Regions from separate parts of the Homo sapiens genome. Here all the other regions are linked to region 2. Evidence: chromatin contacts called from ENCODE Hi-C or POLR2A ChIA-PET data. All regions are on one chromosome and are shown on one strand. Each heading gives the region's core, a stretch centred on a gene start or an enhancer-like site at or near the end of the contact. The rest is flanking DNA. Distances are from core to core; before and after follow the strand shown. Region 1 overlaps TET2-AS1 (TET2 antisense RNA 1). Region 2 holds the start of CXXC4-AS1 (CXXC4 antisense RNA 1). Region 3 overlaps TET2 (tet methylcytosine dioxygenase 2). Region 4 overlaps TET2 (tet methylcytosine dioxygenase 2).

The links. A loop is a pair of places that touch in the nucleus more often than their neighbours do. ChIA-PET counts read pairs that join two places held with the same protein, here RNA polymerase II (POLR2A). Pooled maps may share reads with other maps.
Region 1: a loop to region 2 is called in a map of GM12878, with 6 times the contacts of the local background. The contact joins the enhancer-like site here to the promoter of CXXC4-AS1 in region 2. A Hi-C loop is called at or near these places in 1 of 168 maps with a recorded cell type or tissue (GM12878), 22 of 37 single-sample maps with no recorded cell type and 6 of 50 pooled maps.
Region 3: a loop to region 2 is called in a map with no recorded cell type, with 13 times the contacts of the local background. The contact joins the enhancer-like site here to the promoter of CXXC4-AS1 in region 2. A Hi-C loop is called at or near these places in 10 of 37 single-sample maps with no recorded cell type and 4 of 50 pooled maps. POLR2A ChIA-PET finds 5 or more read pairs at or near these places in 1 of 52 experiments (T-cell).
Region 4: a pooled map shows a loop between it and region 2 (3-fold over the local background). The contact joins the enhancer-like site here to the promoter of CXXC4-AS1 in region 2. A Hi-C loop is called at or near these places in 2 of 37 single-sample maps with no recorded cell type and 3 of 50 pooled maps. POLR2A ChIA-PET finds 5 or more read pairs at or near these places in 1 of 52 experiments (MCF 10A).

Annotation. Positions count from the first base shown.
Region 1 is chr4:105,302,126-105,308,536 of GRCh38, reverse strand. The region is part of intron 2 of TET2-AS1 (TET2 antisense RNA 1); the gene reads left to right. Among named protein-coding and RNA genes, the nearest start is that of TET2-AS1, 48 kb to the left of the region's middle. RefSeq lists an enhancer at 1,840-2,119. Within about 2 kb of position 2,901, at least 2 of the 41 ENCODE cell types and tissues checked have a DNase peak (open chromatin) inside an H3K27ac peak, as active enhancers do; they include GM12878, where a contact is called at or near this core.
Region 2 is chr4:104,488,309-104,495,137 of GRCh38, reverse strand. It overlaps CXXC4-AS1 (CXXC4 antisense RNA 1), which reads right to left and starts at 4,173. Exons shown (of 10, transcript NR_125926.1): 1 at 4,078-4,173. CXXC4 (CXXC finger protein 4) reads left to right here and starts at 244. Exons shown (of 3, transcript NM_025212.4): 1 at 244-437; 2 at 3,079-4,394. The coding sequence starts at 3,336. RefSeq lists enhancers at 2,757-2,806, 6,809-6,829.
Region 3 is chr4:105,187,598-105,195,033 of GRCh38, reverse strand. It overlaps TET2 (tet methylcytosine dioxygenase 2), which reads right to left. Exons shown (of 11, transcript NM_001127208.3): 2 at 4,529-4,674. The region is part of intron 2 of TET2-AS1 (TET2 antisense RNA 1); the gene reads left to right. Among named protein-coding and RNA genes, the nearest start is that of TET2, 44 kb to the right of the region's middle. Within about 2 kb of position 3,038, at least 4 of the 41 ENCODE cell types and tissues checked have a DNase peak (open chromatin) inside an H3K27ac peak, as active enhancers do.
Region 4 is chr4:105,231,763-105,238,827 of GRCh38, reverse strand. It overlaps TET2 (tet methylcytosine dioxygenase 2), which reads right to left. Exons shown (of 11, transcript NM_001127208.3): 3 at 1,477-4,931. The coding sequence starts at 4,885. All of the region lies in intron 2 of TET2-AS1 (TET2 antisense RNA 1), which reads left to right. Among named protein-coding and RNA genes, the nearest start is that of TET2, 88 kb to the right of the region's middle. Within about 2 kb of position 2,172, at least 2 of the 41 ENCODE cell types and tissues checked have a DNase peak (open chromatin) inside an H3K27ac peak, as active enhancers do.

The DNA.
Region 1 (6,411 bases), core at 1,652-4,151, 810 kb before region 2:
TCTTTGACAAACCTGAGAAAAACAAGCAATGGGGAAAGGATTCCCTATTTAATAAATGGTGCTGGGAAAACTGGCTAGCCATATGTAGAAAGCTGAAACTGGATCCCTTCCTTACACCTTATACAAAAATCAATTCAAGATGGATTAAAGATTTAAACGTTAGACCTAAAACCATAAAAACCCTAGAAGAAAACCTAGGCATTACCATTCAGGACATAGGCGTGGGCAAGGACTTCATGTCCAAAACACCAAAAGCAATGGCAACAAAAGCCAAAATTGACAAATGGGATCTAATTAAACTAAAGAGCTTCTGCACAGCAAAAGAAACTACCATCAGAGTGAACAGGCAACCTACAACATGGGAGAAAATTTTCGCAACCTACTCATCTGACAAAGGGCTAATATCCAGAATCTACAATGAACTCAAACAAATTTACAAGAAAAAAACAAACAACCCCATCAAAAAGTGGGCAAAGGACATGAACAGACACTTCTCAAAAGAAGACATTTATGCAGCCAAAAAACACATGAAAAAATGCTCATCATCACTGGCCATCAGAGAAATGCAAATCGAAACCACTATGAGATATCATCTCACACCAGTTAGAATGGCAATCATTAAAAAGTCAGGAAACAACAGGTGCTGGAGAGGATGTGGAGAAATAGGAACACTTTTACACTGTTGGTGGGACTGTCAACTAGTTCAACCATTGTGGAAGTCAGTGTGGCGATTCCTCAGGGATCTAGAACTAGAAATACCATTTGACCCAGCCATCCCATTACTGGGTATATACCCAAAGGACTATAAATCATGCTGCTATAAAGACACATGCACACGTATGTTTATTGCGGCATTATTCACAATAGCAAAGACTTGGAACCAACCCAAATGTCCAACAATGATAGACTGGATTAAGAAAATGTGGCACATATACACCATGGAATACTATGCAGCCATAAAAAATGATGAGTTCATGTCCTTTGTAGGGACATGGATGAAATTGGAAACCATCATTCTAAGTAAACTATCGCAAGAACAAAAAACCAAACACCGCATATTCTCACGCATAGGTAGGAATTGAACAATGAGATCACATGGACACAGGAAGGGGAATATCACACTCTGGGGACTGTGGTGGGGTCGGGGGAGGGGGGAGGGATAGCACTGGGAGATATACCTAATGCTAGATGACACGTTAGTGGGTGCAGCGCACCAGCATGGCACATGTATACATATGTAACTAACCTGCACAATGTGCACATGTACCCTAAAACTTAAAGTATAATAAAAAAAAAAAAATTAAAAAAAAATGCAGTAAAAACAAAGAGGCATTAGGCTCAAAGCAGCATGAAATTTGCCCTCTGTTAGTCATCCAAATCCTGCTGATGGTCCCACAAGGGTCTTTGCTCAAGACAGGGTAGTACTATGAGAAGGTAGTGCTATGAGAAGGACCTCTGGGCTGCCCTTGGCTGTCCCAGCCCAGCTTGACCTTGATGCCTGCAAACACCTGCTTTGATTGGAGTTGTCTTGTTACTGAGTGGGTCCAGCTTTCCAGCGCTTTCCAATTTACAAACTGGAAATTCCTGCGGTGAAAGATGTAAAAATTGTTTTTAAATATTAAATATAAAAGATTAAATATGCAAAAAAAACCTGAGGTAGGTGGAACCCTGCCACTTTTGAGACCTTCCGAGAATACTGATGACACCCTTGAGAAGAGTAAATAACTGAGAGGAGCATCAACTTTGAGGAAACACACATCTCATCTTTCTTCCTCCTTCAGTCTCGCCCACAACCAGTTCCCCCACCATACCTGCTTTGACCCCATTTCCAGGATAGGTAGTACTCTCTTGAGTCATTCTTTCTGTTTCCAGCTGGCTCACATTAATAGTGACGCAGAAAAGCTGAACGGCCCTCTTTTCTCTGAAAGAGCTCATGGTTAGATTTAGCAAGAGGCTTCTGCTCTTTCTGTCCTTCCATTGGAGAGTGTCACGTGTCATTCTGTACAGCCCTGGGGTTTTCCCCTCTTCTAAAATTCTAGTTATGAATGGTTATCATAAGTGTGAGTGACTCACCACTCTTTAATATACCAAGGCATAGGCAAGGCTGTGTGACAGCAGTGGCTGGCATGTGCTTGCAGCCAGACACACACCCACCTACACCCACACTGTTTTGCTTTTGTCCTTCAAGGTTGGAAGTGCTGAACAGAGCAGAATCCCAGGTATTGTAGCATCATGGCATAATGTTTTCCACTGAGGCTTTTCCGAGTCAGAAGTGGACAACCTAATTAGGGGGGTTTTAATGTGTATGTGACATATACTCACCATCCTAAGCTGTGTCATTGGAACTGAGGATGTTTTTGACTTTTCCTTCCCACTCTCTTTCTCACTGACCCAGACCCCTTTCTGTGGAACAGAGAAATGGTAGGCAGTGTATCTTAGCCATTTATTAACGGGGCCCAGACATGATCCCCAGGACTTTGCTGACAGGTCTAAATAAGGCTAATCTACATGTTGCCACCAGGAGCTCTATTAAAAAATTGGACAGCTGGGGGAAAGGCTGGCCTACTGGGCTTTTCACTGTTCTGACTGGGCAGCCCAACATCCTATTGCCCTGATAGAATAGAACTCCTCATATCTGCCTTGCTTTCTACCAGGCTCTGGAGCCACTTATTAGCTCTGTTTTAAGAAAATTATTGATATTCTGTGTCTCAGTTTTCTCAAGCATGAAATGGAGATAAAAATTGTACTTCCCTTAAATTGTGGTTATAAGGATTAAAAGAATAAATACATGTAAAATGCTGAAATCAATATTTAGCCCACAGTACTCTTAAATGTTAGTGATTAGTAATATCCATAGCAAGCCTCTTGCTTCAAGCCCTCTTGGGAACTTCCTAAGCTGCAAATATGTGAGTAATATCACAGCCTGTATGGCAGATGAAAGCATAATCTTTGGAAAGTTGTGTGCCTTGACCTGAAAATACTTGGACTGACCATCACTGCCATCGCAAACCATAAGCAACTGAGCACTTATTGAATATGATTTTCTCAACCTGCAGCTATACTTGAAGTCTGTAGGGGCTGAAACTTACCGTTATTTCCAACGCTGTTTGTAGTTCTACCACAAAGCCTGGCCTGTTGTAGATGCTTAATTGAGTTAGCATTGAGGGGCATCATTTTGAATCTTTATCATGAAAAGGACACTTTTGCTTGGCTGAACCTACATTGACACATAATTATGCAGAGCCCACAGTTTACACATGGGTTTGCTCGATTTGTACATTCTATGGATTTAAACAAATATATACCTGTATCCACCATTACAGTGTCATACCAAGTAGTTTCACTGCCCTAAAAATCTTCTGTGCCCTATTTGTTTCCTCACCTCTAACTCTGACAATCACTGATGTAATCGTTTTCTATTTCTGTAAAATTGGTAGTAATATCCTCTTTCATTTCTGATTTTAGTTACTTGAGCTTTTTTTCTTAGTCATTCTAGCTAAACATTTTGTTGATCTTTTCTAAGAGCTTACTTTTGGTTTAATTTTTTTGTTTTTTTTTTTTTGTATCCTGTATTGTATCTTTGTTGTAATCTTTCCTTCCTTCTTCTGGCTGTGGGTTTAGTTTTTTCTTTTTTTAGTTCCTAAAAGTGTAAAGTACATTGTTAATTTGACATCCTTCTTTTTAATGTAAGCATTTACAGCTATACATTTTTCTCTTGGGTCTGATTTCTGTACATGCCATAAGTGTCGGGGGGTTGTGTTTTCATTTCTCTCAAAATATTTTCCAGTTTCTCTATAGTTTCTTCTTTAACCCATTGGCTGTTTGAGTATATTGTTTAATTTCAATGTGTGTGAATTTTCCAGTTTTCCTTCTGCTACTCATTTCTAGTTTCATTCCATTATAATTGTAAGGGATACTTTGTATGATATCAACCTTTTAACATTTGTTAAGACTTTTTTGTTAATAAATGTTTAACATTTATTAAGACTTTTTTGTTAAGCTTCAGTTGCTTAACATTTCTATTCTGAAGAATGTTCTATGTACACCAGAAAAAAGTTGACTTTGTCTAATATAAATATGGTCATCCTTGCTCTCTTTTGGTTGCTGTTTGCATGGATTACCTTTTCTCATTATTTCACACTCAATCTGTGTGTATTCTTAGCTCTAAAATGAATCTCATAAAATTGTATCCTGCTTTCCTTAATCAGTTTTGCCAATCTATGTCCTTTGATTGGAAAATTTAATCCATTTACACTTAATGTAGTTATTCATTGGTGAGGACTTACTTTTGCTATTTTATTTGGTTGCTGTATACATTCTAGCTTTTTCTTCCTCTTTTTCTCCATTACTGCCTTAGTTGATTTCTTATCATGACAAGTTTTGATTCCCTTCTCATTTCCTTTTGTGTACATTTTGTATATTCTTTATGGTCACCATAGGGACTACATATAATATTCTAAAGTTTTAACAATCTTTTTTGAATTTATACCACTTCAGCTTCAATTGCTTACAAAAAATCCTGTTCTTTCTTCTCCTTCACTTTATTGATGTCACCGATTACATCTTTATACATTATATGCCTATAACCACAGATTTATAACTATTTTTATGCATTTGTCTTTTAAATCATGTAGAAAATTAAAAGTAGAATGAGAAACCAAGTTTATAAAAATATTGATTTTTATATTTGCCCATGTGTTTACTTTCTCCAGAGATATTTATATATTCATAAAACTTTGAGTTACTGTCTAATTTTTTTTACTTCATTGCAAAGGACTCCCTCTAGTATTTCTTGCTGGGCAGATCTAGTGGTTATAAACTCCCTCAGTTTTTTGTTTTTCTGGGAATGTCTTTACTCCTCCCTCATTTTAAAGGCATGGTTTTGCCAAATATAGAATTCTTATCTGAGTTTTATCTTTCAGCACTTTAAATATATCATTCCAGTGCCTTCTAGCCTTCAAAGTTTCTGCTGAGAAATTGGCTAATAATCATATTGGGACTCCCTTGTACATAATAAATATTTTATTGGGTTTATCATAATTGATTTTTCAAGCTTATTGGATGTATATTTGTGTCTTTCATCAAGTTTAGAAAGTTTCTGGCCATTATTTCTTCAAAGAAAGTCTCTGACCACCCACATTTCAGAGACTCCATACAGCTTATATTGTTCAGCTTGATGGTATCCCATAAATTCCTTAGGCTCTGTATACTTTTCTTGTCTTTTGTTCTGTTTTTAGACTTGATAATTTTAAATGTTGTATCTTCAAGTTCACTGTTTCTTTCTTCTGCTGGCTCAAATCTGATGTTGAACCTGAATAGTGACTTTTTAAAAAAAATATTATACTTTAAGTTCTGGGATACATTGCAGAACCTGCAGGTATGTTACATAGGTATACATGTGCCACGGTAGTTTGCTGCACCCATCAACCATCATCATCTGTATTTCTCCTAATGCTATCCATCCCCTAGCCCCCCACCCCCCAACAGGCCCTGGTGTGTGATGTTCCCCTCCATGTATCATGTGTTCTCGTTGTTCAACTCCCACTTATGAGTGAGAATATGCGGTGTTTGGTTTTCTGTTCTTGTTAGTTTGCTGAGAATGATGGTTTCCAGCTTCATCCATGTCCTGCAAAGGACATGAACTCATTCTTTTTTATGGCTGCATAGTATTCCATGGTGTATATATGCCACATTTTCTTTATCCAGTCTATCCTTGATGGGCATTTGGGTTTGTTCCAAGTCTTTGCTATTGTGAATAGGGCTGCAATAAACATGTGTGTATGTGTCTTTATAGTAGAATGATTTATAATCTTTTGGTGTATATACCCAGTAATGGGAATGCCAGGACAAATGGTATATCTGGTTCTAGATCCTTGAGGAATCACCACACTGTCTTCCACAATGGTTGAACTAATTTACACTCCCACCAACAGTGTAAAAACATTTCTATTTCTCCACATCCTCTCCAGCATATATTGTTTCCTGACTTTTTAATGATTGCCATTCTAACTGGCATGAGATGGTATCTCATTATGGTTTTGATTTGCATTTCTCTAATGACCAGTGATGATGAACTTTTTTTCATATGTTTGTTGGCCGCATAAATGTTGTCTTTTGAGAAGTGTCTGTTCATATCCTTCGCCCACTTTTTGATGTGGTTGTTTGTCTTTTTCTTGTAAAATTAAGTTCCTTGTAGATTCTGGATATTAGCCCTTTATCAGATGGATAGATTGCAAAAATTTTCTCCCATTCTGTAGGTTGCCTGTTCACCCTGATGAGAGTTTCTTTTGCTGTGCAGAAGCTTTTCAGTTTAATTAGATCTCATTTGTCAATTTTGGCTTTTGTTGCCATTGCTTTTGCTGTTTTAGTCATGAAGTCTTTACCCGTGCCTATGTCCTGAATGGTATTGCC
Region 2 (6,829 bases), core at 2,924-5,423:
AGTAGGTGTCCACGTCCCTGCGTCCTCCTCACCTCGGCGCCAATCACCCCCACCCCCGCGCCCCCGCCCCCAGCCTCCACACCTCCTCCCTCGCCTTTCTCTGTGGCTCCCCTCCCCCAGCAACCGCACACTCGCACACACACAAACAGAGAGAGAAGGGGGGAGGGTGAGAGAGAGGGGAAGAGAGAGAGAGAGAGAGAGGGGAGAGAGAGAGGAGAGACTCCCCGGCTCCCTCCCTCCCTCGCACACAGCGACTGGAGACGGACGGAGAGCAACGCGCTGGGAGAGGAGAGACCACCGACAACAGACCCGCGCTCTCACACATACACTCACACTCGACTCTTTCCTCTCCCCCCACCTCCTCCTCCTTCCACCCCCACCACTAACACCATCTCCTCCTCCTTCTCTCTGCAACAAGAAAAAAAAGCCATTTACAGGTATTTTTTTTGATCCGCATATTTATTTACCCCCCCCCCCCCAACAGTTTGTTTACAAGTATTAAAGTTGTAATTGGGAGCTGCCAAGACACATCTGGATTTGTGTTTCTTTGTGTTAGGGGGTGATGTGCAACTAATTAAAGGCAGACTGGCAGCGTCTGCAAATTCTAAGGCTCCCCAAATAAAAAGAGACTGGTAAGTGATTGTTCTTTCTCTTTCTCTGGCTTTTTTTTCTCTTAAATGTTTGCTGTCCGTTGGGATTGTGAAAGTAGATTATTAATGCTGGACTCCAGCAAGAAAAAGCGTCGCTGTATTAATTTATTAATTAGTCTGCACCCGCCCCTCCTCCTGAATGTTAAATATGACCTTTGATCTCTATGTCTCTGGTAGACCAGACATACAGTATTAGGCATGTAAAGTCACATTGTTTAAAGGCAAAACAGGATCATGAAGTATGGATCTCTAATTTAGCTTTGGCATAGAACTATAGTTATTTGTGTGTGTTTTATTTTGTTTTTAAATAAAATCCAAACAATAGCTGTGGCTTAGATACCTTTTTCATGCTCCAGAGATGCATTGATTAAACAATAATGACCTGGATACTGGGCATAATCATTTTCTACAGTTTCTGGTGGTATTAAACCTTGAGGTAGGAAGAGGGATGGTGATGGCAATCAGAAAAGCAAGGAAAGCTTGTGTTTGGAAACACCACTCTAAGACTCTAAAAAAGGGACGTTAAATTATTTATTTATTTGGAACAAGGTCAAAAGACTAAAAGGTTGAAAATTTTCCCTCCACTCAATGTGATGATATCTAATGCATGGTTGACATAACTAGTTTTTACTGAGTAGCAGTTATTATGGTCTTGCAGTTACAATGTGATTCGCAGAAACTGAAGCTATATGCATATTCTTGCTGTGTCTTCCCTCACCCCTTCCAAGCATCAAGAATATTTAGCCAAGAGCATTTTGGGGGCACCTTTTGTATTGCCCTCAGACCTGAGAAGGCAGCAGTTTTCCCTAATGCGAAACCACAGAGGTGGTTCCTGAGTGATTAGGGACTTGCTGTGATTGAAAGATGCCTGCAAGCTTCTAATCCAGCCTGGGGTGAGGTTCCTTATCTTGATTTACTTTGCCTAATAGGGATTTGTTTACATAAACCCCTCTTTTTAGAGCACCTCATCAGTAGGTCTTGAAGTTTTTGCACTTGGAGTTTGGGCATAACTGGTTCATTAACCTAATTATAAGCATAATTACTATAATTGATAACCATTTTGAACTCTGAATATTTGAGACGGAGACTATTGGGCCCCCATGTAGAATTCCCTGAACTCTGCATTCTAGACCAATCTATGGGCTTCAAAAGATGTCACAAAAAGATATTCTGGCCAAAAAATCTGGAAACAAAGAAACTGGTTTTTTAAGTGAATATACACTTTATGCCTTTGCTTTGCTTCTTAAAAGGCTGTGATGTACTTCTCCCTCTGTAATAAACAACTAAAATACCTCTTCCTAAAGCATAATAATGGCCTGTAAGCAAGGAGATTAATGCAAATACCCAGTTAACATTAAACTTTCCTCTTAAAAAGAGCAAAATTAAAAAATAATTTTGTTATTTTTCTCTGGCAAAGAACACGTTAAAGCCCCCCCCCCTTTTACTCAATGTAAAAATCAGTGATTGTGAGATATCCTTTTCAAAAAGTCCCATGCTTTCCTCTTGTCTTCGGAAGAGACAGCAATCTCCATTAGGAATGATTAGGAATATTCTTATAGAGGCTGCAGGCACTTGGTTTAAAACCTGAGACATTGCTGATATAAATAAATATGTATATATGTAATTATCTGGCTTATCTTTATTTTCTACCTTAAAAAAAATCAAGTAGAACACCACCCTCTTACCCCCACCAAGACCCACCACCAAATGGCTTGTACAATTGAGACCTGTCCTTGGTCCATTGAATTAAGACCCTAACAGAGCCAGCTGTGCTGGGATTCAAACTAATGACCGCAGACACAGAAGGATACTGTGGCAGCTGGTAGTTCTTTTTTCCCTGCCTCTTTAGTTCAGATTGTATGTGGGCAGTCTCTTAGCTCTCAGTTGTATTGTGTTTGCTTACAGTTTATACTCGGATGTATTGTAGACTTTTTCAGTACTTCATTTGCTAATTTCCTGTTCATTTTCCTCATAGGGCCATTGCTGTTTTCTACTTTACAGCATTTGCATGCCCAGGCAGCACTTGTTCACACATTTCATAATGTTTAAATGCCCTCTGCTTATAGGTAGTATCGCCCTCCCACCCATGATTTGCATGTCTTTAGCACTCCAATTGCCCTTTTCCTTAGGCGTTTGTCACCCCCGTCTTCCTTCTTTCCCTGGGTATCCTGGCTATTAATACATTTTCTCAGGAGGGTTATAAGAATAGGGGGGAGGAGCTGTGGTTTGCTGTGGGGAGGGAGGGAGCGGGGGTTGGGAGAGTTGGGGGGGATGGGCTGGGGGGGGTCACGTCTTGATGATTCTTATGCAAACGACCTGATGGAAGAATGTGGGAGCTTTCGGTGTCTGCGGTGGGTTAGTGAGGGAGGTTGTTTATTTTTAATCTTTTTCCTCGTGCAGCTCGTTGGAATGACTTTCTTTATTTTAGTTGTAACAGTTGGAGGATAATGCAAAGGAAGACGCTGCCTGGGAATTCACCGTCTGTGGAAATGAGCCCCAGAGAGGAATAAAGCAGCCCTCACCTTGCTCTCCCCACCCGAACCCACTTTCCCCACCCGCCTCGGCCCCCACCCCAACACCACCATCACTCCCTTCCCTCCCCCCCACCTTTCCCCCTTTTCCACCCAGGTGTCGGACCAGGCGGTCCCCACTTCCACCCTGCACCCCTTCTTCCCCCCCTGCACCATGAACACCAATGTCTGCGTGGAGCCCGGGCCGAGCCCGGAGGCCCCGGGCTTGCCCAAGGAAAGCCACTTGCCCGAGGGGGCTCTGAACAGCCTTGTGGATTACAACTCGGAAATGGAGCGCTACCGCTCCTTTGCCACCTCCTTCTACAAGACCAACGGGGGCGCCTTCCCACAGGCGGCCAAGATCGCGCGCATCACCACCCCCATCTTCCCCAGCAGCGCCGCCGCCGCCGCGGCCGCCGCGCGCATCGGCATGTCCCCCTGGAACTGCGACAACGCGGCCACCGCCGCCGCCGCCACCGCCATGCTCTGGGGCAGCGGCGGGGGCGGGGGCGGCGGCGGGGGGGGTGGCGGCGGCGGCGGCGGCGGCGGAGGCGGGGGCGGGGGTGGTGGGGGCGGCAGGAAATCCTCCTCCGCCGCCGCCTCCTCCTCCGCCTCCTCCTCCTCGGCGATCCTCCCCGCCGGCGGTGGCGGCGGCGGCGGCGGCGGCGGCAGCAGGACCAGCATGCACCACCGAAACGACTCCCAGAGGCTGGGGAAAGCTGGCTGCCCGCCAGAGCCGTCGTTGCAAATGGCAAATACTAATTTCCTCTCCACCTTATCCCCTGAACACTGCAGACCTTTGGCGGGGGAATGCATGAACAAGCTCAAATGCGGCGCTGCTGAAGCAGAGATAATGAATCTCCCCGAGCGCGTGGGGACTTTTTCCGCTATCCCGGCTTTAGGGGGCATCTCATTACCTCCAGGGGTCATCGTCATGACAGCCCTTCACTCCCCCGCAGCAGCCTCAGCAGCCGTCACAGACAGTGCGTTTCAAATTGCCAATCTGGCAGACTGCCCGCAGAATCATTCCTCCTCCTCCTCGTCCTCCTCAGGGGGAGCTGGCGGAGCCAACCCAGCCAAGAAGAAGAGGAAAAGGTGTGGGGTCTGCGTGCCCTGCAAGAGGCTCATCAACTGTGGCGTCTGCAGCAGTTGCAGGAACCGCAAAACGGGACACCAGATCTGCAAATTTAGAAAATGTGAAGAGCTAAAGAAAAAACCTGGCACTTCACTAGAGGTCAGAGGAGATGATTTCTTGTTTCCCAGTCTCCCCCCTTCCCTCCTCACTCCCTCTCCCCTTCAGGGATTCTTGTCTGGCTTCAAGATGCAGTACCCCTTCTCAGAAGCTTCATTCAGGTGGTAAGAGTTGTAGGTGGTTTGCGAAAGGCTTGGCCTCTCCACCACCCGCACCAGCTGCACTTCACGTGACACCGCCCTTCTGATAGAGAGAGTGCCCTCCTTTTTATCCCTGGGGGAAAAATAATGTAATTGAAGAATCAGAAGTTTCACATTCAATATGCTCAATATTTTCCCTTGGTGGTTTAAAATGCCCCCTCCTCCTCATTAAAAAGGGTGGGGCATCTTGCCCAAAGGACTGGACACATCACATCCTATACAAGTTTACTGGCTAAGTTAGTGGCCCATTTATAACAGTGAGGACACAGTTTGTGGTACACAAGCCTGTTCTCATTAAAAAACCGGTAACAAACCACACAGCAGTATTCAATGAAGTTGAAACACCTGGATTCAGAAGGGGATTTCCTACCCTTTTCTAGAATCATTTTTCTACTCATCAAGGCAGAATGTTTTCTATTTTATTTTCTGCGTATCTGATATTTTTGGAGAAAGCTGAAACTGTGTAGGAAGCGGATTTCTACCTGCAAATTTTGAGGAGATGTGACTTAGAATAAAGGGATACAATTAGTTAATTTCAGGGCAGATAAGAGTGATTTTGTTTAAAAATTATTTTATGTGGTTTTAGAATGAATAATTTCTAAAACTCAGTTACAAAAAAAGTATTTCCCCTGGGCTCTGCATTGGACAAAGTAACCATTTTGTGGTTACAAAGTTGGTGTATACACCAAGCACAGTTTTGGTTGATACCTTATATGGTCAATAATAGTTTCTTTTACCTATAGGTCTTTAAAACAGATATTGTACAGATGCTCACTAAAGTAATTGTTAAATTAGGTTATGAATTATGCTAAATACAGAGATTGATACCTTTGATAAAAATTTTGTATTGTGTCCTGATCAAAACAAAAATGGGGAAAAATGAAAAATCACAGGTAAATGACTTTGGTGGTATATTAAACAAAGAAATCTGGACAAGTACTTATAGTTAGTCTCGATAAAATTTACAGGGTAGATAATTAGATGTTCATATATACATGAGACTGTAGGTGGTGGGTTTAGCATTCTGTGCTTTAACATTTTAATATTCTGTGGAGTGAGTTGCAGGATGAGAGTGGCTCTCACAAGTTATCTTAGGGTTATCTGTACATTCTTTTAAAAATTGTGAGTACTGCTTAGAGGAGTTTGCTTTATGAACTGGGAAGCAGTCTTTAAAAGAATAAAGAGAAGGGTTAAAGATCTTTGGTACAGGTTTGAACACAAAGAAGATACAGTTTTTTTTTTAACCTTTAATTGTGTAAATCAAATGAGATAGCCCTCTAGGATTCTAAAAATATCAGAATTATGTTGATGTCATTATTGGGTATGATCAGTTTCATCAAAATATTGCATTTATTCTTCTTTATAAGATAAATCAGCTCTTTTTGGAAAGTTTAACTTTACTCCTGGATGGTTTATTACATTTTCTTTGGCAACTTTCTTTGTGCAAATATAATAGCAACTATAATGCAGGTCCATGTATTTTCTTAGGTGGCAAAAAATAGCTTTTGAATCTTCTTTGCCGGATTAATTTATTGTAACTTCTAAGGACTATGGGAAATTAAAATTCAGTTCATACTGAAATTCTCTATTCCCAGCTGATAAGGACAACATGGCTTTTATTTTTCCTCTTGAAATGTAGTATCTAGAATTATAAATTTGGTTCTGCTGTTAGGCCTCATCTTTAGCTAGACTCGTGGCACTACTTGCATCCCAATTTAAGATATGTAGTAACTGAATAATTCTGATTTATTTAGTAAATAATTACCCTGCAGGGGTTTGATATGAGTACCAATAGGTTTTCTGCACAAGTTTCTATGCTGGTGTAATTTTTTAATTTGATGCTTTTCCTACAAGCTTGTTGTGATATTTAAATTCCTCAGGCATTTTGATGACAAAATCCCATAAAACTACATTTTCTTCTTTTTAAAAAATTCTCATGCACAAAAATTCTGTTACTCTTCACAAGGTGGGGTATGGGTAGAATAAGAAGCTGATTTTTTCCTTTGAACTCTCAAGCTGATCTTCTAACTTCAGATCCCTTCTATCAGAGCATGGGCTGTGTTTCAAGGCTAAGATTATTAGCGGAATACTATTTGGCTAAAAGAAATAAAAAGCTTTTTTTCAAAATTGTATAAGATCCTATCTAGATCATTAAAAAAGACAATGCCATCATGACTGCCTTAGACCTATGTGCAAATACACAGTTATGGTTGTAGGAAACCAGCTGAGCACATGTCAGAGTGACAGGGCTTACATGACTGAACCAAAGCTGGAAGA
Region 3 (7,436 bases), core at 1,789-4,288, 700 kb before region 2:
AGGGATTGCCAAGGTTGTCAGATAAATGCCACAAGAAGGTCAACAGTCTTGTTTAATTCAGTCTCTTGGGACACAGAGACTACTGATACCACTCTGGGCCTTAATATATATGCAAGACACCATGTATAAGAGTGGTTTTGCTTTCACATAGTTGAGTTATGACTTGTATCATACCATGTGGCATGTGTAATGGAGAGAGTAAAGAAGTGTATAAAGAATTGTAAAGCTACTGTAAATACATGTCTGCTCACTTGCTAGGTAATTATATTTTATTAGAATAAAAAACAACTGATAAGTAGTAGAAAAATTGAAGAGTACAGTTTGAAGAGCACTGTATTATGATCTCTAAGGTCTATTTTTTCTTTTATAATCCTGTGACTCAAAGAATAAACTGCTCAGGCTTGCTAGAACAATGACTATGGATTTTAGTTCATAAGAATGACCTGTAAGGAAGTAACAATGAAGTCTTAAAGTCTAAGTATTGGCTTAAATTTGAAGAGAAATCAGTAGCCAGATCAGGAAAATCAAGCAAAGAGTGTGATTTATTTCCTGTAGGGTGATGGTTTTTTGGGCCAATAAGAAAAGCTATTTTTCTTCTGAAAGATAAACAGAAAAATAGTACAACAGTAGAAATATCATTCCTCCTTATACTACTGAAAAGATAAAAAGATAACATTGTAAATCAGGAAACTTCAACAATGACTAAAGGTGGGAGAAAGTGATTAATTAAATCAAGAAGACTGAAGCTTCTAAACAAGTTAGATCTGTTTCATGAGAAAGGGTAAAATGTGTATGTTAATTAGAAAAATGGCTACAAGAGAGTGCTAACAGGCAAGTCAAACCTTCTAATCCTATTCTCCACAAGCAAGCCAGCAAAATACAAACCACTAATACTTTTTTATTATTTTTTTATTAGCAGGAGGAGAGTCTCAGTATGGAGACCTGGGCTAGACCAAGTTAGATACTAGCTAGAGGCATGGCTATAAAGTCATGTAACATCTCTGGGTATCCTTTTTCCTTCCACAAAATGAACTAATTGGACTAGCTGATGTCTAATGGTTCCAAATCAATAATTTTTTGATTCTCTGTCTCTCCAACTTATTATAAAAATACAAAATTTGGATAGCAAACAACTTTTGTACTATGTTAGTATTACACGGATTTAATGCATAGTAAAAACAGCTCTTAGAAACTTAATTCAGCCTATATGACAAATATCAAATGAACTTTAGTTGCCTTAAGAATATCTGCATCTGATTGTCTTAACTGACTCATGCTGAATTCAAACTCATATGTCCCAACTTCCCTATTTCTTTTAATACCAACACGTAATTAATCATTTTGAAAATTTTAGAGAAATCTTTGACTCCTCTCTTTTATCTCTTACGTGCAGTCAGCAAATAAATCCTCATGATTTTTCCTTAAAATATATAAAATCTATCTTCCCTTCTCTCTTAACAAAATCCATTTTCAATTTATCTCCTAAATTACTCCAACTACTGCCTCCATTTCCTTATTTGTTTAAATTTGTAAAAATAATGATATAGCTAAATACAAGAATTCACCTTTCTACTCATCTGCTCTAATTATTCCCCAATATTTTCAGGATAGCATGCAATAATCTTTAGCTTGACTTTAGGATTTTACTAAATTTGGCCTTACCCTGCTTTCCCATCTTCTCTCTATTTGCCAACATGAACTTTATACAAGGTCGCCTTTTTCCTGCTTCCCACTTGCCCTCTGCCTGGCCCATTCCTGCCCTAAAGGCCAACATTCTTATTTCACTCCATTTCATGCTGTTTCCCCTCCACTTCTCTCCACTGGGATGTCATTCTTTGTTATCGATCCCAATTCTTCCTGTCCTTCAGGATCCAGGCCATGCCCTGTCACCTTCCTTTGTGAAGCCTCCTCTGTTATAGTCCAGATGGACCTTGCTATTCAACTTCCAAAGTTCTTGTCCATATCACTTACTTAAGTGTATGTGTAAATATTTACTGATGTATAAGATACTGTGATTCTTTTTAAATCACTCTGCATAAAACCTTTTACTACTCCAGGTCTTTTGGCTGTTCTCCACTACCTGCAATTCCTTCAGATAACTTCATGGCTTGTTTTTATATCTTTATCAGATTTTTATTTAAGACATAATCTTCTCTTGAAGCTGCCTTACTTGACTACTATATCTTCAATTACTACCTAACCCTGCCACTCAATTTCCTTTTTCTGCTTTACATTTTTAAAACTTAGCACTTCTTGGTATTTACTATATTATACATTTTATTTTGTATGTGTCTGTCTCTTACTCTAATGGATTCTAAGCTCAACAAGGGAAGAGATTTTTGCCTCTTACTCATTAATGCCACTCTAGTTCCTAGAAGAGTGCCTGGTATTTGGCAGGTGCTCAAGAAATATTTTTGAATGAATTCATATTTCAAAAACTAAAAGCAACATTAATAAAAGTGGTTAATAATAAAACAAATACCAATATAAAATTGAGAACTTACTATATGTTGGGCAATGTACAGGTAATGCATAAAATAATCCTGTTATTATCTATTATTACCTACTTTCTTCTTTGCCATTTAAAGCAGGGCTTACAGAGGTTAAATAATTTTCCCAAGAACACATTCCTAATAAATGTACTAAAAATAAACTCTAGGCTTATTTGCTATTGAAAATATGTCAAGGGCTGAGCTTATCCAACTGTAAAAAATTAAATGCAAAACAAGATTTTTGAGGAGATATGAGGGAAGAACTCCTCAGAGAGCTACCTGTAAAACCTTTTCCCTCAATGGCTAATATTTTAATTTGTTGTCTTCGTTTTTTTTTTAAGTTATCTTATAATTTTCCATAAACTTCTGCACTTTATTCCTTACCCAGGCTTAACGTTCAAGAAGAGAAAATCTTCTGACTAATGTTATGACTTCATTAAGGAGGAAAATTCCATCTTAAAAATGCGCTCTCAGTTCTCATGTAAAAGACAAGAGCAGAATGAGTAGTCACAGTTCTCACAGAGTGAGGTAAAGCAATCATCAAGGGAGGAGGGGAAAAGTAAAGAATGCTTTATTCATAATTACCTAAGATTTTCCAGCATGAGAGGGGAAAGAGGAAGTCTATTTTCAGTGACAATGATTACTCTAAAAATATTAACATGCAAGGGGAAAATTTTCATTCTGAGAGTTACTACTATACTGAGTTCTCTTTCCCTCACAGAGTGACTTAAAATTCCCAAGGTAGAGAGGTAATCTAGACAGATGCGCTTGCCCTGTGTCTTGAAAATGGCAACATCCAGGAATCATGGGAGTTCAACTGAGGACACACTGGAAAGGATTTCTCAGCACCAGAACAGTCTCTGAGAAGTATCAAGTGGCAGAGTGGATACTTATATCCTCAGGTGTCTGCAGTAAGGCAGAGATTAGAGCTATACAGGCTTATTAGAAGATTTGTTATGCTGAATGCATAAACAAGATTTAGTGAAACTGAAGCTGAATTACCTACTAAAAGGATTATAGACAAAAAAAAAGCCTAATTCTTCCTTTTTTCTATCTAATCCAGAGTCTCTCCTGCAATGTCTCTATAATTTTAACTGTCTTATATAGTTCAGGCAAAATTATATATTGTAGAATTCATTCTCATCTTCATCTTAAACATTTTAGACAAAAATATATTAGTTCCCTACTTCTATACATGCATATATGAGAAAATGGTCTGACAACCCTTAGGTTGGGACACTCAGCAGGTCATGGCATTCAGAGCAAATTGATTTTTATTAAGATAATTATAAGAACATGATTAAAAAAGTATTTTGTATCTCCCTCTTTCTTTTGTATTTTCAGAAAATCATATGAACTGGGCCTGGGGGCATGCACCTGTAATCCCAGCTCCTTAAGAGGCTAAGGCAGGATGATGGCTTGAACCCAGGAGTTTCAGAGCAGCCTGGGCAACATAGCCAGACTCTGTCTCTATCCATTAAAAACAAACCGTATGTAAAATCACATAGCTGCTCCTGAGATCTGCCATTCCATAATTTAGTTCTCTGCTAGTTCTATGGCACCAAATTGTCACAAGACTGACTAGCCAGGTGCAGGAGGTACTCACTTTTCAGATCAGCAAGTAACCACAAATACCATTTATTTGGTCCTTAACAAGATTGAGACGAAGTGGCTACAAGTGAAGCAAAATGGAGGCGATAAATACTCTAACAACTGGTTATAGATATCACATTTTCTTATGTTTATAGTTACATTTGAATAATCCTTACCTCTTTTTAAAAACTCCATAGACATTGAGAATTGATAAAAATCTATCTTTCTCCAGAAAAATACAGCTATACATAAGTCAGTACACAACTTTAGTAAATTCACAAATCTTAACAATCTAATCCATGTGTCCTAAGCATAGACAATAAAGAAAAGTATTTGAGAGGGTGCAGGGTAACTTGAAGTTGAAGTTTGGGAGAGAGATTACCATTACATTAGGAATAAATTCATACTTGACAAACAAGTGTCAACTGTCTCCACTGTCTTACCAGCAGCTCAGTCCCTTACTGCTCTTCCTGGATCATGTCCTATTGGCTGCTGCTGAGCCCATCTCCTGCTTCCAAGCGTTGTAACTCAACAGGAGCAAAGGCAAGTAAACAATCTTGAGAGGGTGTGCTGCTGAATGTTTGCCAGCCTAGAGAAGACAGAGTTTGAACATTTTTAAGTTAGCAAAAAGGAACAGGGTATATACACCTGATATAAAGAGTTTAAAAGGTTTTGGATACCTATAATTGGATATTTCCATTACAGTGTGGCTGTTAAAAAACTTAGAGAATCTTTCTCAAAGCAATGACACTCTCAAATGTACCATAATAACAATTCTAATATCTGTAGAACACTTTGCCATGCCCAAAGCATCTTTAGTCTTCACATCTTCACCGCAATAATCAATGAGGCTTAAGAGCCAGTGGCTTATATTACTTCATCTGTTGAATCCAGTGGTTCACAGTGTGGCTTACAAGAGTATCACCTAGGTAAGAAGTTGAGGATTTTGCTCAGAGATTCTGACTTGTTGAGCTAAGAGGAAACTTTATTCTCCAGGTGACTGTAAGATGAAGTCAGGATTGAGAATCATTAAGTCCCTGTACTTCATGAGATGTGGCACTAACTAAACTCATAAATAGCAAGCATTCATTCAGTATATGCCATGTCAAGGTAACATGCTAAGTGCTATGGAAAAGGTAAAACATTATAACATGTGGTCTCTGTGCTCAAGGGTTTTAATTTAGCTGGAGAGACTGGACATATACTTTAAAAGGACCACCTAATAAGATACCTACTTTAAAAACATAACCCAAGTAAGACTTAATTGGTCAAAGATGTAGTAAAAATATTGGGTGCTACAAATAAGTGGAGATGACATGCACTGATAAAAGGGAGTAGGTTAAAAACATGAGAGAAGTCCACAGAGTTCCAAGGGCAGAGAGAAAAGAGGAATGGGGAGAAAGCGTTGTTTTGAGGCACAGATACAGCTGCAGCAAATTGGAGGAGATTAAAAAGCTCTCTCTGACTGAAGAGTGTCTACAAAGGAGCACAAGAAGACTTTGGAAAGACCGATTTGAAACAGAATCTAAAGAGTTTTGATAAAATGGCTAAAGGAGTTGGTCCATTGTCCTGAATATATGGAAACAGTATTGGAATATCCTGAAATAGTATCTGGAATAGTATCAGAAGCAGTTGAAGCTCAGGTTCCCGGGGTTCTTGGTAAATGCCAGACACTATGCTAGATGCACTACATATGTTACCTCATTTAACACTCAAAAAAATCTGGTAAGATCATTATTATTATCATTATCATCATTATTATTATTCCCATTTTACAGAGTAAGAAGGGAGGTCTCTTAATTTTTTCTCAAAGTCACATGCCTAGAAATAGTAAGCTGAGACTGGGACACGTTGCTTCTTTAGAAACATGGCATCATAAAAGCCATACGTTAAAATTTAAGGGGTGTTTTGAGATATAATTCACATACCATAAAATACATCCTTGTAAAGTATATGAGTCAGTGGGTTTTAGTATATTAAAAAAAATTATGCCACTCTCACCTATCATTACTATCAAATTCTACAATATTTTCATCACTCTGTCCCCCTCGCCCCAAAAAACCCAGTACCCATTAGGAGCCAGTTTTCATTCATTCCTCCCCCGGGCCTTGGTGACCACTAATCAACTTTCAGTCTTTATGGGTTTTCCTATTTTGAACGACTTTATATATATAAAACCATACAAAATTTGGCCTTTTACGTCTGGTTTCTTTCACTTAGTGTAATGTTTTTAAGGTGCATCTGTATTGCAGCATGTGTCTGTACTTTATTCCTTTGTATGACTAATATTCTACTGTTTTGATATGCCATGTTTCCTTTAGCTATCAATGATGAACTTTTGGGTTACTTCCACTTTTAGCCTCATAAATAATGCTTCTTTGGATATTCATTTCAAACTTTTTAATTGTGATAAAATGTATGTAACAAAGTTTGCCATTCAAACCATATTTAAGTATACTATTCTGTGGCATTAAGTACATTCACATTGCTGTGCAACCATCACTGCCACCCATCTCCAGAACTTTTTCATCTTCCTAAACAGAAATTCTATACTCATTAAACAATAACTTCCCATTTGCTCCTCCTCCCAGCCCCTGGCAATCATTATTCTACTGTATGCCTCTATTAATTTGACTATTCTAAGTACCTCATGTAAGTGGAATCATAATATTTTTCTTTGTGTGATTGGCTTATTCCACTTAGTAGAATGTATACAAGATCCATTTATTTTCTAGCATGTGTCAGAATTTTCTTCCTCTTTAAGGTTGAATAATAGTCCATTGTATGTCTATACCACATTCTGTTTATCCATTCATCCATCTGTAGGCATTTGGGTTGCTTCTACCTTTAGGCTATTGTGAATAATGCTGCAACAAACATGGATATACAATGTTTATAAGTTTTTGTATGGGCATATGTTTTCAATTCTCTTGAGAGTGGAATCCCTAAGAGCGAAACTACTGGGTCTTATGGTAGTTCCATGCTTAATCTTTTGATGAACTGCCAAACTGTTTTGCAAAGTGGCTGCACCTTTTTACATTCCACTAGCAATGTGTCAGGGTTCCAATTTTTCCATATCCGCACTAACACCTGTTATTGTATGTTTTAAAAATTATATCCATCCCAGTGAGTGTGAAGTGGTAGAAGATTTAGGTGTTATAAATAATCATATGCAAGATATTGGCTTATTGCAGTACTCAAGTATAAGCAATAGTTGGAATGAGAGGGTGGCAGAATAAATGAAATAAAATGATCAAACAGAAATATTACTGATAAAGAAATGAATGGCATTTAGTAACATTTTAAATGTAAGAAGAAAAAAGAAATTCAATTATAGTGATAAAGCTTTTG
Region 4 (7,065 bases), core at 923-3,422, 750 kb before region 2:
CTGGAAAGGTATCACCATTTAGAAGTTATTAAGAACATTCATAATTCATGGGAGGGGGTCAATATATCAACATTAACAGGAGTTTAGAAGTTGATTCCAACCCTCATGGATTACTTTGAGGAGTTCAAGACTTCCGTGGAGAGGTCACTGCAGATGAGGGAGATGTAGCAAGAGAACCAGAATTAGAAGTAGAGCCTGAAGATGGGGCTGAGTTACTGCAATGTCATGAAAAAACTTGATAAGAAGTTGCTTCTTATGGATGAACAAAGAATGTTTGAGATGGAATATACTTCCAATGAAGATGCTGTAAACTGCTGAAATGACAACAAAGGATTCAGAAAATTACAAAAACTTAGTTGATAAAGCAGCAGCACAGTTTGAGAGGACTGAGTCCAATTTTCAAAGAAATTCTGCTGTGGGTTAAATGCTATCAAACAGCATTGCATGCTACAGAGAAATCTTTTGTGAATGGAAAAATCAATTGATACAGCACTTCACTGTTGTCTTATTTTAAGAAATTGCCACACACACAGCCATCCCAGCAACCTTCAGCAACTACCACCATGATCAGTCCACAGCGATCAATACTGAAGCACGACCCTCCACCAGCAAAAAGATTAGCACTCACTAAAGGCCCAGATAATTGTTGGCATTTTTTTAACAATAAATTATTTTTAAAGTATATATTTTTTAGACACAATGCTATTGCACACTTAGTATGTTACAGTATAGTATATAAATAACTTTTACATACAGTGAGAAACCAAAAAGTCCTTACAACTTGCTTTATTGTAATATTCATTTTATTGTGGTATGGAGCCAAACCCACAATATCTCTGAGGTATGCCTGTATCATATTTTTTAATCAAAAAGATGAAATTTTAGAGAAAAGGGAATCAAAATGAATATAAATCACAACATTCCAAATGTATAAATGGAGAAAAGGAAACTTTAGGAGCACTAAGAGTGTCAGCATTATCATTTCCCCCAACTCATGAAGACTGAAGATAATAATTTCCCTATTAGCCAGAAATCTTGTGAAACTAATATATTTTACCTTGAATTAAAAAATATTTAAAGTTCGTACATTAGACTGCCTATGGTCGTTATTTTCTCATTTTAATAGATTGTTTTTTTGCTGCCTAGCTGTCTCTCCAGGAGATAATATACAAAGAGCTAAATAGGCGAATTGATCTAAAACAGATACATTCAAATTTTACAGGATCTGAAGAGAGGGAAAAATAAACATGCACGATTATTTAATTCTTTTGGAAAAACTGCATGTAAGTGAAGTTCTCTTTCACAAGACACAAGCATCGGTAACTTGACAAAAAATGTAAGCTTCAGATTTTTATGAGCCTTTACAAATTGCTGCCAGACTCAAGATTTAAAAAAAGAAGGAAAATCCCATATCTGAAGATAAATTTGCTAATTCTGGATAAACGCCATGTGTCTCAGTACATTTCTGGCACTTACCTACACATCTGCAAGATGGGAAATCATATTGAGTCTTGACAGGTGTATCCAATAAATTTTTTATAGGAGTATCTAGTAATTTGGAAGGTGACTCTATAAAATTATTGAGAACAGAAGCAGCTGTTCTTTTGGTTGGTGTCTTTTCTGAAGAAGTTGTTTGCTGCTCTAAAGCTGGGGTGTGGCTATCAAGTTCTGCAGCAGTGGTTTGTCTAGTCAAAACTGTGACTGGCCCTGACATTTCAACTTTTACTTGCTTCTGTGATTTGAGAGTAAGAGCCTTATGGTCAAATAACGACTTGGCGTGAAACTGCTTCAGATGCTGCTCCATGGTCTCAATGATGCTCTTTTGCTGCACATTATCACAGCTTGCAGGTGGATTCTCTTGCTTAGTTACCTTTTTCCATGTTTTGTTTTCTGGTGGTGCTGTGTGCATACAGGCATGTGGCTTGCATCCAGGTTCCACCTTAATTGGCCTGTGCATCTGACTATGGCAAGACTCAGTTTGGGGTTGCTGTGTTTGCTGCTGTTCTTGCTTCTGTAAGAGATGCCACCTTAGAGCAGCATGCTTTTGAGTGTCCTTCTGGGGAGGGGTCTGAGTGTGACTTCCTCCCTGGTCAGGCACAGGAAAAACATTTGCATGGTTATGTATCAAGTACCTTTGCTGAGCAAGTTGCGCAGCTTGTTGACCAGACATATCTTGGTTTCTATTTTTATATCCCTGTAGAACTGAAGCTTGTTGTGACTTCTGCTCCTGTTCTTGAAAGCACCTGTGAAGAAGATCTTGCTTTGGGATCACATTATTTGGAAAATATTGCATGTGATGCAAGTTTTGGGTCTTGTTTCCTGCAAAAAGTTCAGGATGTGTAGTCTGTTCTTTATTCTCTGAAACTAGGTGTGTATTGTTTGAACAAGAAACCTGTATTTTGCATGCACTTGATTTCATGGTCTGACTATAAGGGGAATTTCTACGATTTATATTCTGTACTTCCTCCAGTCCCATTTGGACATTATGAGTCTCGAACTCGCTTGATTTTGAATACTGATTTTCACCATGAAAACATTCTTCCACTTTAGTCTGGCCAAAGAATGATCCTTCTCTTTGCTGATCATTGTTGCTTTGGGGGTGAGGAAAAGTCTGGAGTATTTCCTCTTTATTCTTTATTTGTAATTTTTGCTGCTGTTGCTGGTTTTGAGGGAGATGTGAACTCTGGGATGGTTGTGTTTGTGCTGCCTGTTTATGAGGCTTATGTTGCAAAAGGTGTGAGTTTGAAAATGGCTCAGTCTCTGAAGCCTGTTGATTCAAGTGCTGTTTCAACACTGGGGACATAAGTTTTTCAGTTTGGGAATCTGCTCTTTGTTGAAAATGAAATCTAGTGCCACACAGTGACTGCACATGAGCTTTTGGTAAATGGTCTGTTTTGGAGAAGTGCACCTGGTGTGAGGGTTTTTGGAACTGGAGATGTTGGTCCACTGTACCTTGGGACTGCCCTTGATTCATTTCAACTTGGTACATTTGTGACTTGTGCTCCAGCTGTGTTGTTTTCTGGGTGTAAGCTTGCCTTGGGAGCCCCCCAGGCATGTTGGAATTTCCAGTGTATTGTTTGGAGGTCATTTGATTGGAGAGATTGGGTTGATACTGAAGAATTGATGGCAGTGATGCCTCATTACGTTTTAGATGGGATTCCGCTTGGTGAAAACGAGGGGCCTTCAATTCAATCCATCCTGGTTTCAGATAGTGCTGTGTTGGGGGCACAAGATCTCGTGTTTGCTCCTTGTCTCGACCCTTCAGAATCTCTTGCTCTTTGTTTCTCATCAACTGCTGGCAGTTGTCCTGTAGCTCTCCACTGCTACCAAAAATTGGTGGGTTATGCTTGAGGTGTTCTGACATTGGTCTTGTTTTCTCAGAACACAATGGAACAGTCATTGTCCCTGCAGTCTGTATGTCATTCCTGTTCACACAATTATTCTGAGGCCTTTCAGAAAGCATCGGAGAAGGGCTGCATACATGTGTAGATGGATTAGGACTCTGGGAAGGTGGTGCCTCAGGTTTACCCTCTATTTTCACTTCCCTTAAAAGTGTTGTGTTACTTTGGTTGGGGTAGTGGTGGTGTTCTTCTAAAACTCCACCATTCAGAGTGCTTTTTCCTTCTGAAGGAAGCTGAGGAACCTGTGGAAGAGGAGGAGGGGGAGAAAGAAGCAATTGTGATGGTGGTGGTGGTGTGGTAGTGGCAGAAAAGGAATCCTTAGTGAACACTGAGCTTTGCTTGAAGTAAGCACCATTCATTTCATTTTGTTTTAAATACCGTTCAGAGCTGCCACCAGGAGCTTGCAAATTGCTGCTGGAACCTGAACAGAATTCTTCACCAGACGCTAGCTTTGTGGTTCCCTGGATGTTATTTTCTGCAGGAGATGGGCATATCTCAAAAACTGATTTTTGTTGTTGTAGTTGTTCTGGTTTCTGAAAGGAACAGGTATTTAGCATTGCAGCTAGTTTACTGGCATTATCAGCATCATCAGCATCACAGGCCTCACTCACCACTGCAGCTGGCTTTGGAGGCAGCTCAGAGTTAGAGGTCTGTGCGGAATTGATCTGCCCTGAGGTATGCGATGGGTGAGTGATCTCACAGGACAACTCATTAGTAGCCTGACTGTTAATGGCATTTATGTGAGATGTGGTTTTCTGCACCGCAATGGAAACACAATCTGGATAATATTGAGACAGTGTTTTTTCCAGGAGTTCACCATGTGTGTGTTCCACGGAAGAGGCAGAAACTGTAGCACCATTAGGCATTAGCACTGCCTTGTTTTTAAGTAATACAATGTTCTTGTCATGGTAATTAGCACTTTTCCCCTCCTGCTCATTCAGAATCTGAAGCTCTGGATTTTCAGGCCCACTGCAGTTATGTGTTGAAAAACTGGTGAAATCTTTAACTGCATTTTCTTGGGCTACAGAACTCACAGATTCTTTCTTATCACTCAAATCGGAGACATTTGGTTGACTGCTTTCACCTGGATTTCTTTCTTGGCTTACCCCGAAGTTACGTCTTTCTCCATTAGCCTTTTGGTCTTGTTTCAATTTCTTGATCTGAAGGAGCCCAGAGAGAGAAGGTTCACTAACTGTGCGTTTTATTCCTCCATTTTGCAAACACTTGGAATACCCTCTACTTTCTTGTGTAAAGTCAGGACTCACACGACTATTCTGGCTTCCCTTCATACAGGGTATTCCATAATAACTTTTGAAAGAGTGCCACTTGGTGTCTCCATTTACTTCTGGATGAGCTCTCTCAGGCAGTGGGCTTCCATTCTGGAGCTTTGTAGCCAGAGGTTCTGTCTGGCAAATGGGAGGTGATGGTATCAGGAATGGACTTAGTCTGTTGCCCTCAACATGGTTGGTTCTATCCTGTTCCATCAGGCTTGCTTCGGGGCCATCCACAAGGCTGCCCTCTAGTTGAATTCTAAAGAGCATGGAAACAAAAATTAAAATGTGTTTATTTCTATCTATCTATCTATCTATCTATAAAAATACTAATATATCTTAAGGAATAATTGTGGATAAATATCGGAATACCTAGACATAGCAAACTGATATTTATTTTCATGTTTCATAGTGACAACTGACAGCTACTCAGGAAATAAACATTCTTGTCTTCATAGCAACTCTAAAATATTTATGGTCATGGAGAACAAGGGTGATCAAAATTACCAGCTAATGTGGGAAGTTCATACTCTTAGTTACTAGCATCAATTTCATTCCTAAATAATTTTTTGCCAAAATGCTAAAAACAATTGAAAAATATCCCCTTTATTTTCTCTAGCACTTCATTTACCTAATCACTTGCTAAGTTCTATCAACTGTACTTCCTATATATTCCTTTAATCATCTTGACTGCCACTTCATAGCTCAGATCTTCTCTTTATCACTGTGCCTCCTCCTGATCTACTGCAGTAGCTTTTTTTTTTTTTTTTTTGAGATGGAGTCTCACTCTCTTGCCCAGGCTGGAGTGCAGCGGCACAATCTTGGCTCACTGCAACCTCTGCCTCCCAGGTTCAAGCAATTCTCCTGCCTCAGCCTCCCAAGTAGCTGAGATTACAGGTGCCTGCTACCATGCCTAGCTAATTTTTGTATTTTTAGTAGAGATGGGGTTTTACTATGTTGGCCAGGCTGGTCTTGAACTCCTGACCTCAGGTGATCTGCCTGCCTTGGCCTCCCAAAGTGCTGGGATTACAGGTGTGAGCCACCGCACCCCACCTGCAGTAGCTTTTTAAAAGGGTTCTCCTCCCCTAGCCCCGTCTGCCCTTCCCCTCCAGCCCTTTAAGGTTCCCTTTGTTATCAAAAGGAAGATTGTAAAATGCAAATCTGATGTCATATTCTCTTTAACACACTGGCTTAAACTTGCCTGCATGGTTCTCAAACTATTTCATCCAAATACACCTGAGAGATAAGGCACACTCCCTTCAGTGTTATCAATATTCCAGGTGACAGAATAGGGGTGATGAAAAGTGTACTTTATGAAAAACCCTTTCTAGGTGATTCTATGTTTTTCTCTAGAGGGGCTGGCTGCCCAAATCTTTTGAGAATTTCTGTTTAAATGTTTTCTTCCCCCCGCATACAGGCTGTTTTTTCTGTCCTCCTACTCTCTCTTACAGTTTATACTCCAACAATAACAACAGCTTATAAATATCCAAACATAGTAAGCTGTTTCAGAGCTTCATGCCTTTGGTTTTCTGTCTGCCTAGAATGCCTTCTTAATCCCCTTATTTGCCCAATGACTCTAAACCTGCCTCAGATATCATCTTCCCTAGGATTCCATCTTTGACTCTCTAAAAGAATTAATCATTCCTGCAGAGAAAAGGGAACACTTATCCCCTTATTGCTTGTGGGAATGTAAACTAGTTCAGCTGTTGTGGAAAGCAGTGCGGTAATTTCAGAGGACTTAGAATTGCCATCTGACCGAGCAATCCCATTATTCGGCATATTACCCAAAGGGATATAAATCATTCTACCATAAAGGCATATTGCACACGTATGTTCATCACAGCACTATTAATGATAGCGAAGACATGGAATCAACCTAAATGTCCGTAAGTAGTAGACTGGATAAAGAAAGTGTTACATATACACCATGGAATACTACACAGCCATAAAGAAACACAAAATCGTGTTCTGTGCAGCAACATGGATGGAGCTGGAGGCCATTATCCTAAACAAACTAACAAAGGAACAGAAAAATACCACATGTTCTCTTAAGTGGCAGCTAAACAGCAAGAACACATGGACACAAAGAGGGGGAACAACAGACAGCAGGGATACTTTGAGGATGGGAGAAGGGAGAGGATCAAAAAACTACCTATTAAGTACTACGCTTATTACCTGGGTGACAAAATAGTCTGTACACCAAACCCCCAAGGCATGCAATTCACCTATATAACCTGCACTTGTACCCTTGAATCTGATTGCATTCATTCGAACATTTTTGAGAGTAGTACTAACGAAGATTTCAGAGTCCCAATAATAGAGAAAGCCAGAAGAAATGGCACTAAAAAAATTAATCCATTGTATAAGGTGTCTGCTTTATTTTCCCACAGTCT